Linked DNA regions of Homo sapiens: region 1 is linked to region 2. A link is an interaction called in ENCODE POLR2A ChIA-PET data of the cell type or tissue named here. Cell type or tissue: PC-9. All regions are shown on one strand. Links, peaks and the distances in the headings refer to the core of each region. The heading gives the core; the rest is flanking DNA. Region 1 overlaps AP1AR (adaptor related protein complex 1 associated regulatory protein). Region 2 has its middle 6.7 kb from the start of NEUROG2-AS1.

Region 1 (5,351 bases), core at 352-5,351, 230 kb before region 2:
AGAGGTCTAGGTTCAAGTTTGGGAGTCATTAGTAGGAAAATGGTATTTTAAGTCATTAAACCAGCTGAGTTCACCCCAGGGGAGCACATAGGCAGAAAAGCCCCACTAAGTGTTGACATTTAGAAGTTGGGGGTAGTGAAACAGTCGTCAAAAGAAACAGATACAGGAGGAATGCAGGAACCAGAGAATAGTGTCACAGGAGCCAGGAAATAAGAGGGCTCAACAATAGCAAATGCTTTGAAAAGAGGTCCGCTGCTTTAGTTGCATTTGGAGACAGTTACACAAATGAAGGGATGGAAACTGGGGAGTTGGGGATGAAGAATAAAGAACAGCTAATGCAGACAATTTGAAAAGAGAGCAGAGAAATGGGGTAGCTGGAAGGGGATGTGGAGTTATAGAAGGGTTTTTATTTAAAAGATACTAGCTTTAGAGTAGATAGGCAGATATGAACAGGGCAGGACAGCGCCACAAAGACTGTGAGGGCTGGTGACAGGGAAGGGAAAATCTAACAGGAGACATCTTGAGCTCATGGGCAACAACTTCCCAATAAGAATTTAAGATGGCAGAGTTTGGCCTTCCTCTGGGGGCATGACCAGACATGCGCAGTAAGGGGCAAAATGACAGAGTTTGACAAATATATGACCTTCCCATGGGGCTTGGCCGGGAGTGCTAGCCCAGTAAGGGAAAATTGCCCTAAGAGAGCATGTGCATAACTTCAATCACCAAAAGGCCCTTCCAGATACTGGCAAACCACTGCACATACAGGGAGGGAAGAGATGGGGAAAAAAATAGGAAATAATAAATCTCTAAGAGCCCTAAGACAAAGGTCAAGCTGGGTACTCAATCTTTTGACGTCCCCCTTCGTTCCATCCAAGTGTACTTTTTTTTGCTTCAATAAACTCTTGTTTCTGCCTTAAATATAATTCTGTCTCTTGGCTGAATTCTTTCTCCCAAGAAGACAAAGATCAAGGACTATGGAGCGTGCCCATACTCACCACTGGTAACACTAGAACTTTTGAAATGATATATTTTGGAATTATGCCCGCTTTTTTTTCAATAGATAAATATATTTTTCTAGCAGAGGCCAGAGGTTTCGTTTAACTATGTAAACATGTCCTAATCATAATTTCTTGAGAATACAGACATCTAAAAAAGATTTTATGTTAAATATGTAGTGTTTTCCCATCTTCATTTATTTGGTATTTCTGGTTAATTGTCTGACAGTAAAGGAGTTCACAAAAGAAATCTGAGATTCCACATTGAAATCCTAAATGTAAAACAACAACAACAATAACAATAAAAATGGAGAGAAACAGAATCCCTGCATCTGATTCTTGAATCCTTAGGAAATATTAAAGGTGAAAATGAAATTAAATTTGGAAAATGATATTTAAAATTGTATATTATTATTTCAAATTTAAAGATTTATTTCCTCCTACCCAGATATAGTAATGTCCTCTGTAGTTCAGAAATCTTATATGAGACCATTAAAAATGAGGACCTAACTCTGCCCCATGCTACTCAGAGGAGCAGGTACTGTGTGTAAATGCTGTGGTAAGGAGACTACATACTTTATCTCTGATATTCACAGAGACCCTATGAAGGAGGCACTATTTAATCCTTGTTTTTCAAAAAAGGAATCTGAGTTATGTCAAATTACAGGAATGGTAGATAAACCCAAGCAGTATGACTCAGAGCCCACACTCAACACTGTACAATTCTTTCCGGTAGAAATTAGGTCAGTATTGTTTTCAGAGTTTTGGGGGCTTCAGGGGATTTTTTTGCTTAGCTATTAAAAAGAATGTGTCTAACCTGGGCGGGTGCGGTGGCTCATGCCTGTAATCCCAGCACTTTGGGAGGCCAAGACAGGCAGATCACCTGAGGTCAGGAGTTCAAGAGCAGCCTGACCAACACGGAGAAATCCCATCTCTACTAAAAATACAAAATTAGCCAGGCGTGGTGGAGCATGCCTGTAATCCTAGCTACTCTGGAGGCTGAGGCAGGAGAATTGCTTGAACCCGGGAGGCAGAGGTTGTAGTGAGCCGAGATCGCGCCATTGCACTCTAGCCTGGGCAACAAGAGCGAAACTCTGACTCAAAAAAAAAAAGAATGTGTCTAACCTAACTTTGAAGGATTAAAAAACTTTCAAGATGCCGAAAGTGATATTATTATAAAAAGGTACTGTGAACTAAGGGGAAATTTCATTGTCACACCTTATTGTGACTGTCTAATCTCAGAAGTTTTCTGTTTTAAAATGTCACTGTTGAATTAGCTCAGTTGATTGTTCATAGTCAGTTACAGATTGAATTTCTTGTTCTACTCTTTTCCCCCCTTCTGACTACTGCACTTGAGTAGTCTAAAAAAAAAAAAAAAAGTCACTGTCTTGATTTGGGCCTTCAAGCAGTTATTTTACTGTTGCCACTAAGCAGGGCCAAACTGGTTCATCTCTAGTCCCTTGGTAGCCTTCCATCAGCAACAAAATTATGAAACCAGCAACAGAGCTGAACCTAATGCCATCCCAGTTTCTTCACCAGTGCTCCCAGCCCTAAGTTCATTGCTTAAGAGGTAAAGGACAAATAAGTATTTTCATGTAGGTTGAATAGGTTGGATCTGAGGACAACCCATACCAACTAGAAACCTATTAAATTCCACCCACTTGTCGTAGGGCTCATCTTGGTCACCACCTGAAATGGAGACTGATAGTTTCAATCATGGTCCACTTAGTAAAATAATAACAAAGCCTGTTATCTTAATAATATAAGTAATTAATTAAACAAGTGTTAGAGAATTGGAAACATAAAAAGAGCCAGGAGGTAACATAAAACCATCCACCACATATACACACACACAAAGTTAACAGTAGTTCTCTTCTGGTAGTAAGATTATGGCTAATTTTTCTACAAGGCATATATATTTATTTACACATATAAATTTTTTTTTAATGTAAAGCTTAAGTGAACACATACCTGATCCCACCTCCATTAAAACAAATACCACCACTTATGTTAGAGTCTAACAGTAATACTTACTTTTAAGTCAGTTACTGCATTAGATAGTAGGAACAGAATTCTCTAGAAAATGGTTATATGGCCTATGAGATTTAACCACTGGAGTTGCAGGTTCAAGAAGAGACTGCCAAGGATTCTAACACTGGCACCATTAATACACCTCTCTACCTAAGGAGCCCCAGAAAAATCACTTTCCAGGGACAAAGAAGTCCTTAAAGTGTATATGGAAGGTTTCACATCTTAGCTTCAGTACCTTGTATCAAACACCAATATTTTTGTTTGCCCCACCCCCACCCCTGTGACCATTTTTTTGAGAAAATGCTGTATCTATCCACATGATCACTGACCAGAGCAGCCATTATATAATGTGACTGCGTTACCTGAGACAAGTTGATTGGTGAAGGGGTGGGCACCTGACCCAAGCTGACCCGTCCCTGGAACTGAAATCAAGAGATCAGGTCTCTTTGGGGGATCAATAACGTGTAAAACTTGGGAGCTACAGGTGGCCATGGAGCCAATATGCATTGAGGGTCAGAGCCAGAGCATTCGAATCTCACCTGAGGTCTGCTGCATTCCTTCCTCGGTTCTATGAAATATGGTAGCTTTCCTCTAACAACCCCGCTTTGGGGTTGGGTAGCTCAGGCAGAGATGCTAACTTTGTAATCAAAACAATTCTAATACTAACCAATTGCTCTTTCATTATTAAAGCGTTCATTATTATTTACTACCGGAGTTGGGCTATGGAAAGTGTTTCTATTCTTTGGAGAACAATATAAACTTTTAGCAACCCACTCTCTCCTTTGCCAATCTTTGAAGAAAAGAAAATAGAATAAAAAATTTAATATTTCTCAAGTTGAACAAAACCCTTTCCAAGATTTACATTAGGAGAAATCATTATTCTGTACAAGATTTTTCTGGCCCTAAATATTACTTAACACATTGTTTGGATTCAATAACAATAATACATGAATCCCTTAATATTAAATTTATAACTTAGAAACACATTCATCAGCCTCAAAGACAAGAAACAGAGGTGAAAGTCTTCCAAAATAGTCAAAATGTGACAGTATACACACATTAAAGTATATACACTTCACTCATAGAACGCCTTTACCATGAGACTACACACTGTAAGCAATTCAAGCCGGGTGATCTGGCTGTAAACCCACATCAGACCAGAAGCTAAAATCCTAGAAAGAATCAATAGTAGATAACCTTATATTAAAGGGAGTATATTAGTTTTCTATCTGCTGCTATAACAAATTACTGTGATTTAGTGGCTTACGACCAACACAAATTTATCATCATAAAGTTTTGTAGGTTAACAAGTCAAACATATTCTCACTGGACCAAAATCAAGGTGTCCACAAGACTTTGTTCCTTTCTGGATATTTCTTTGTCTTTTCTGGCTTCCAGATGTCCAATGCACACTTTCCAGCTTCAAGAGACTGTCCACATTCCTTGGCTCATGACCTCCCCTTCCTCCCAGCAACAGCAAGTCAAGTCTGTCTCACACCTCATCACGCTGACATCCTGATCTGCCTCTCTTCCACTTTTACGGATCCGGTGATCAATTGGGCACACCCAGATAATCCAGCATAATCTATTTTACTTCCATCTGCAGCCTTCATTCCCCTTTGCCACATAACAACACAGTTACAAGTTCTGGAGACTAGCACATGGACATCTGGACATCTTTGGATGGGCCATTACTCTGGGCATCACAGGGAATAAACAGGAAAACCAGACACAGGAACTCCAACAGTCATTCAGGCCACTTTGTACAGGGACAAATATTTCACTCTACTGGAATAGTCCCAGGGCTGGGGAGTCGGGGTTAGGGTGCTGGACATCACATACTACTGCCCAGGAATAGACTGACAGTCTGAATCAAGATGAGGTTTAAAGCCTCTTTTGGTAAGAGGCTGGAGGGTTCCCAAAAGCATTTTTAAAAGGCTGTTACAAAAATACGGACCTCTTACTACAGGAAATTTCATTTACCTGGAAAATTGTACAGTGAGCCTCACTACCTGGCAATGCTACAATTTAACTTAACTGAATGGTTACCTCATCTACTTAACATTCATAGCTACCTTAGTTAAGATAAGTCGAATAAGTATCTTAAATAAATAAATTTTTATTTAAGAACTGAAAAAGACTTTTTTGAAGTTAATATTTTAGAAATATTTAAGCGTTTATCATAAACATTCACATACATTTATCTCTGTAAAGTGGCCCAAGAACAGTTATTTCCCTTATTTAGAAAAAAATTCAAAGAAAATGGCTAATTAAACTTTGATTTTATTATGTACATGGATACTATTAAAAAGGTGAATTCGTGAA
Region 2 (5,382 bases), core at 119-5,118:
AAAAGGGTGGAGAAGCTCAATATTTATGAATACTCTCTTTCTAGTCCCTTACCAAAAATATGGTAACATTAGAATCAAAATGCCCTTGGGGAGAGTTTCACTCACTTTGCTGGGGTAGGGGGAAAAAAGGTATTGAAGAAAATTGAACCTTTGACTTTTTTCCTTAGAAAGTTCAAGAAGGAGGCCGGGCACCACAGCTCATGCCTGTAATCCCAGCACTTTGGGAGGCTGAGGCGGGCGAATCACTTGAGGCCAGGAGTTTGAGACCAGCCTTGGCTAACATGGTGAAACCCCATCTACCAGAAATACAAAAATTAGCCAGGTGTGGTGGCATGTGCCTGTAATCCCACATACATGGAAAGGTGAGGCATAAGAATCCCTTGAACCTGGGAAGCGGAGACTGCAGTGAACCAAGATCGTGTCACTGCACTCCAGCCTTGGCGACTCCATCTCAAAGAAAAAAAGAAGTGGGCTGGAGCAGTAGCCATGCCTATAATCCCAGCACTTTGGGAAGCTGAAGTGGGAGGGTTGCTTGAGCCCACTGGGAAACATAGGGGAGGCCTCATCTCTATGAAAAATTTTTAAAAGATTAGCTAGGCGTGGCGGTGTATGCCTGAAGTCCCAGCTACTCAGGAGGCTAACATGGAAGAATCGCTTGAGCCCAGGAGACGGAGGCTACAGTGACCCAGGATTGTGCCACTACCCTCTAACCTGGGTGACAGAGTGACATCCTGTCTCAAAAAAAAGATAAAAAAGAAAAAAAGAAATAAGCAGAGGCAGCAATTACCTGGTTACCGGGAGAACTATATCCAGTCATTGGCACCACAAATATTTTCTCCAATCTGCTTTGTAAGGTATTATGGTAATTACCACACCATGCATGTGTTATGAAAGTGTAGGCAAGATACAGAGTAATGTGGAGGTGAGGAGGGTACAACTGGCCAGTGCCTTCATCAGTTCAGCTTCACCTCCTATAGTTCAAAACAAAATGGTTCTGAAAACTCTCAGACATTTAGAAAACTCTCCCCAGTGTAGAACAGAAAAACCTGAGATGCCGGCTACTCAAGGAGAACTGAACCCCCTTAAAAATTGTTTGCTGACAGAATAATAATTGAAAATGTCAGATGGAGTCTCCTACATCTACTGAAAATTACAGCAAGGAGTTTCTATTGCAGATACCATGAAAAACTCTACTGGACGTGTTTGCCCGTGCACATGCCCAATGTCACACAGAGATATAGTCCAAAATCATCTCCTAATTCAAGAGAAACACTGGATGTGAACTCAGGACTTCTGAGTTCTTTACTGTTTTTCCAGCAAAATTATGTTTTTTTCTCGTCTGCTTCCAAGCTGTTGCCATGGTAATTTTGAGGGTTAGGGGAAATATTAACTTAGATAGGATTTTTTTTAACTTTTTTTTTTTTTTTTTTTTTTTTTGAGATGGAGTTTTCACTCTTGTTGCCCAGGCTGGAGTGCAGTGGTGCGATTTCAGCTCACTGCAACCTCAGCTTCCCGGATTCAAGTGATTCTTCTGCCTCAGCCTCCTGAGTAGCTGGGATTACAGGTGCGGGCCACCACGCCTGGCTAATTTTTGTATTTTTTTGTTAGAGACCGGGTTTCACCATGTTGGCCAGGCTGGTCTTGAACTCCTGACCTCAGATGATCCGCTTGCCTCGGCCTCCCAAAGTGCTGGGATTACAGGCGTGAGCCTCTGCGCCCGGCCCTTATTTATTTATTTTGAGATAGGGTCTCACTCTGTCGCCCAGGCTGGAGTCCAGTGGTGCGATCTCGTCTCACTGCAACCTCTGCCTCCAGGGTTTAAGCAATTCTCCTGCCTCAGCCTCCTGAGTAGCTGGGATTACAGGTGTCGCCACCAGCCTGGCTAATTTTTGTATTTTTAGTAGAGAGGGGTTTCAACATGTTGGCCAAGCTGGTCTCGAACTCCCAGCCTCAAGTGATCCTCCCGCTTCAGCCTCCCAAAGTTCTGGGATTACAGACGTTAGCCACCACATCTGGTCTAGATAGGTTTGATTTTTAAAAACACCTTTTTGATCACAGTCTATGCACTGTGATATGAAAAAAAGTATTAATACAATGATTATCTGAAATTTACAGCTAGTCTTTCCTTTAGTTTCACAGGTATGTTCAACGTTTTATCTCACTTGAGTTCTTTCCCAAGATTATCTGGAAAGTAAGGCAAAAATAAATAAATCATATTGAATCAACCTTCCTCATATTGAATCCACCTTCTTGTATTGGTTTATATATGATGTTTCAGTAGATGTAAAAGTTTGAAAAAAAAAACAAGATTAAACTAAACTTATCTCAGAATCCTTCGTGTTTGATTACTTCAATGCATAGCAAGATTTATGTACTGCAAAAAAAAAAAAGAAATGGAAAGAAAGCAATGGCAAGCCTGTGGGGTTACTCTTTTGTCACACTGGCACTAGTTTGGCTTCTTTTGGCTATTCTTATGCCAAGGAGGCAATAAACCCCCTTGAGAGTCATAGAGCTGCCCGCGGAGCCCTGACCCTGCGGAGAAGCTTTTATGCCAACATACAATACACAAAGGGATCATAAACACGTTTGAAAACGAAGATGACCTCTTTGTCACTTGGCATTAGGCTTTATTGCAAGCTGCTGCCATGGAAACCAGCCCCCAGCTCTCTCCATATTTTAAGGCTTCCTGTTTCCATTTTACGTGGACTTCAGCACCTTTATTTAATCCTTTCTACATCAAATAAGATAGGTGAAAGGTTTTGGTTCTTTGCTCCATTGTTTAACGTCTCCACGTATGCCTTTAGTTATGGAGCAAAAAGGACTGTAAGTGGAATCGACGATTTGAGTGCAGATGGAAACAAAGAGAAGGTGATAATGGAATCAATAGAAAGAAATGGAGATAAACATTGGTGACACAACCTGCTGTACAATTCGACAAGATCTATCAGAGAAGATATACACTCCGTATTGAATATTTAAAAAGCCAGCTGCAGTCCAAACAGGCTACTCTAGGAGATGTGTCCTTTGGAAATAACTTTAACATGTTGCCTCTTGATTTCTTGCACGGCTGGACTTCCATGTGCAGTAAGTAGAGTCTGCCAGGTAACACGAATCTAAACAGCTGCCCCCAAAGTCGAGCCTTAAAAATATGTTTCCATTGGGAGGAACTGTGGATCCTGGGTTCTTTTATTTCCTAAGAAATATGTAACTTTTGTTTTGTAAGAAAGTGAATATGCAGAAAACCGAATGCTTATATAGTTACAGCCTTGAAAAGTAAAAGCAAAGATAACCAAGTAAAAAGAGAATTCACGATGAGCTAACTACCGCTGAAGCTCTGCGATCCAAAAGCTGCTGGGACATCTGAAGAATGGCCTGGGGTCAGTTCGGTGAGATGCGGGGCCGAGGAGGAGAAGGAGTGGGACCGTGGGCGTGCAGGTGTTTCAAGGATCCTCCTCCTTTCCCCCTTCCATCTCTGATTCCATCTCCAATTTGGATCCCGGGAGGCCGAGCATCTCTCACGCGGTTGACACCTCTCCAGGCTGGAGCGCGAAGCCGGCGCCTGCCCGGGTAATCAGGGAGGCCTGGCCTTTCACGCGGTGTTCTCAGTCAGTAATCCAAGTTGGCATTTCCCCCTTCGCGCTCTGAGCAGCTGGAGAAGCAGAGAATGCTAGCGAAAGCAGACAGAACCACCCCTGTCTCCCCTCCCCCGACCCTGGCACCGAGAGGGGGAAAAAAGTCGTTTGTTGTAACGCACACACCATCAGGATTCTTCCCCATTCCATCCTCCCGACTCACGCCACCTTGCAGGGAAATAATAGGTCCGGCCACACTGGCTTTCGCGTTCTGCTTTCCGGATGACTGAATTTCTTTGCTCGCCTCTCCTGTCGGGGACCATCTGAAACTGCCTCCAAGCTGCGTTCCCAGGGAACCCCCCAACCCCCACTCATTCCACTCGGGGACTAAAGAGCGACTCACTTCAACGTCCTCCATAAGATGAACCCCATCCCGGCTGGAAAAATCAAACTGGGGAAGGAAAAACGCGTTGGGGGCAAGGAGAACCGCTCCTGCAGACCTGGCCCCTCCTTGGCCCTAGGGGACCCCTGCCGATGCCCACTCGGTGCCACGTGGGGCGGCCCCAAGGGAGATGCACCATCCCCCAAACCAAGCGCTTTGGAAAAGAAACTGCAGAGAATAATAAGAAGCATGGGGGGGGGGGCGGGGGGCGGGGTGTGTCCGTGGAGTGATGAGAAAGCTGGTCTTTCATCCCTCCTTTTTTGGACATTCCTTAAGTTTAATCATTAAAGTGGTCCTTAAAAAAGAAGGCAGCAGCTTAACGCTGCTATTTCTGACAATCTGCCCCACACACTGTCAGCGAAGTGAAAGATCTGGATCTAGCTTTGTTGCTTCGCTACCAATAGCAGACTTGGGGAGACCAAACCTCCGATTTCTGGCCACATCAAAGCACTGATTATGCAAATACCCATTTTTTTTAAGAATAAAAGAAAATGGAGGGGGAATTATTTATCACACAATGAACCCCCTGCCAGGGCAGGAAACAATAGATCAGACCAGATAGCCCTTCTAGCCCCAGGCTGGGGGAGCGAGAAAGGGGGGTATTGGAGCCCTCACGTTTTATTGGTCTAACCTAATTTCACTAATTCTCTTTTCACACATTTCTTTTGCAGATTCGGAGGCCGGGACTTTCACGCTCCCGGGAGCGCACTGCATTGGCGCGATTCAAGAGCTGCCCGCTTTATTTAATTAATACATTCAAAGCTCGCTTGGGAGCCCGAGGGGGCTCGGGGAAGACCGAGGCTGGCGGTGAGGAGGAGGCGCTTTTAACCGGTTCCAGGTGTCGGTGCCCAGAAGTCACAACCAGCTCAAGGGTGTGCAATGCAGGGGGGTGTACCCAGCGGGTGGGGGCGCCGCAGCTCCCAGCCTCGCCCTCAAGCCCGGCCCTTTAGCAGCCTGTGACCCAGACTGGCGGGTGGGCAGCTGAAGCCGGCCTTGGGTCTAAACGCCCTTCCTGGGCCATCGGACTAGGCTTTGGGAAGTGCCGAATGGGTCCTTCCTCCCTCCTGGCCAAAGCCGCCCAGGGCCTTCGCCTCAGCTGGGACACCAGGAGCGCCCATCCGGCTCTGGTCCAGGTGCTGCGGGCCCGGGAAGCCTCAGCCCCTCCTCCTGCCTCCGGCTGAGCCTAGGTCCGGCTCCCGTGGCGGGCCCAGCGGTTGGCAGTCCGCCTCTCTACTTTTTTTTTCCTCCTTCTTGGCACTCAGATGGATGTATTTAAAATCTAGTGAAGGAAAAATGAGCCGTAACAAGGCCTGAGCACTTTAGAACAAATAAATACAGCCAGTCCCGGAACGCCGGCCGCGCTAAAGC

What was found. ChIA-PET counts read pairs that join two places held together with the same protein. Peaks named below come from ENCODE experiments on the same cell type or tissue, not always from the same donor. Only the 100,000 strongest peaks of a DNase experiment are listed, where the experiment ranks them.
Region 1: POLR2A ChIA-PET joins it to region 2 with 15 read pairs; 7 of 35 experiments call an interaction of 5 or more read pairs at or near these places.

The regions. Positions count from the first base shown.
Region 1 is chr4:112,271,793-112,277,143 of GRCh38, forward strand. AP1AR (adaptor related protein complex 1 associated regulatory protein) reads left to right here. Exons shown (of 10, transcript NM_018569.6): 10 at 1-1,318. TIFA (TRAF interacting protein with forkhead associated domain) reads right to left here. Exons shown (of 2, transcript NM_052864.3): 2 at 2,745-5,351. Among named protein-coding and RNA genes, the nearest start is that of TIFA, 11 kb to the right of the region's middle. In PC-9, for the core only: no CTCF peak of the experiment used is centred there; no DNase peak of the experiment used is centred there; H3K27ac peaks cover 1,163 bases.
Region 2 is chr4:112,505,982-112,511,363 of GRCh38, forward strand. No RefSeq gene overlaps it. Among named protein-coding and RNA genes, the nearest start is that of NEUROG2-AS1, 6.7 kb to the right of the region's middle. RefSeq lists an enhancer at 3,017-3,681. In PC-9, for the core only: no CTCF peak of the experiment used is centred there; no DNase peak of the experiment used is centred there; H3K27me3 peaks cover 658 bases.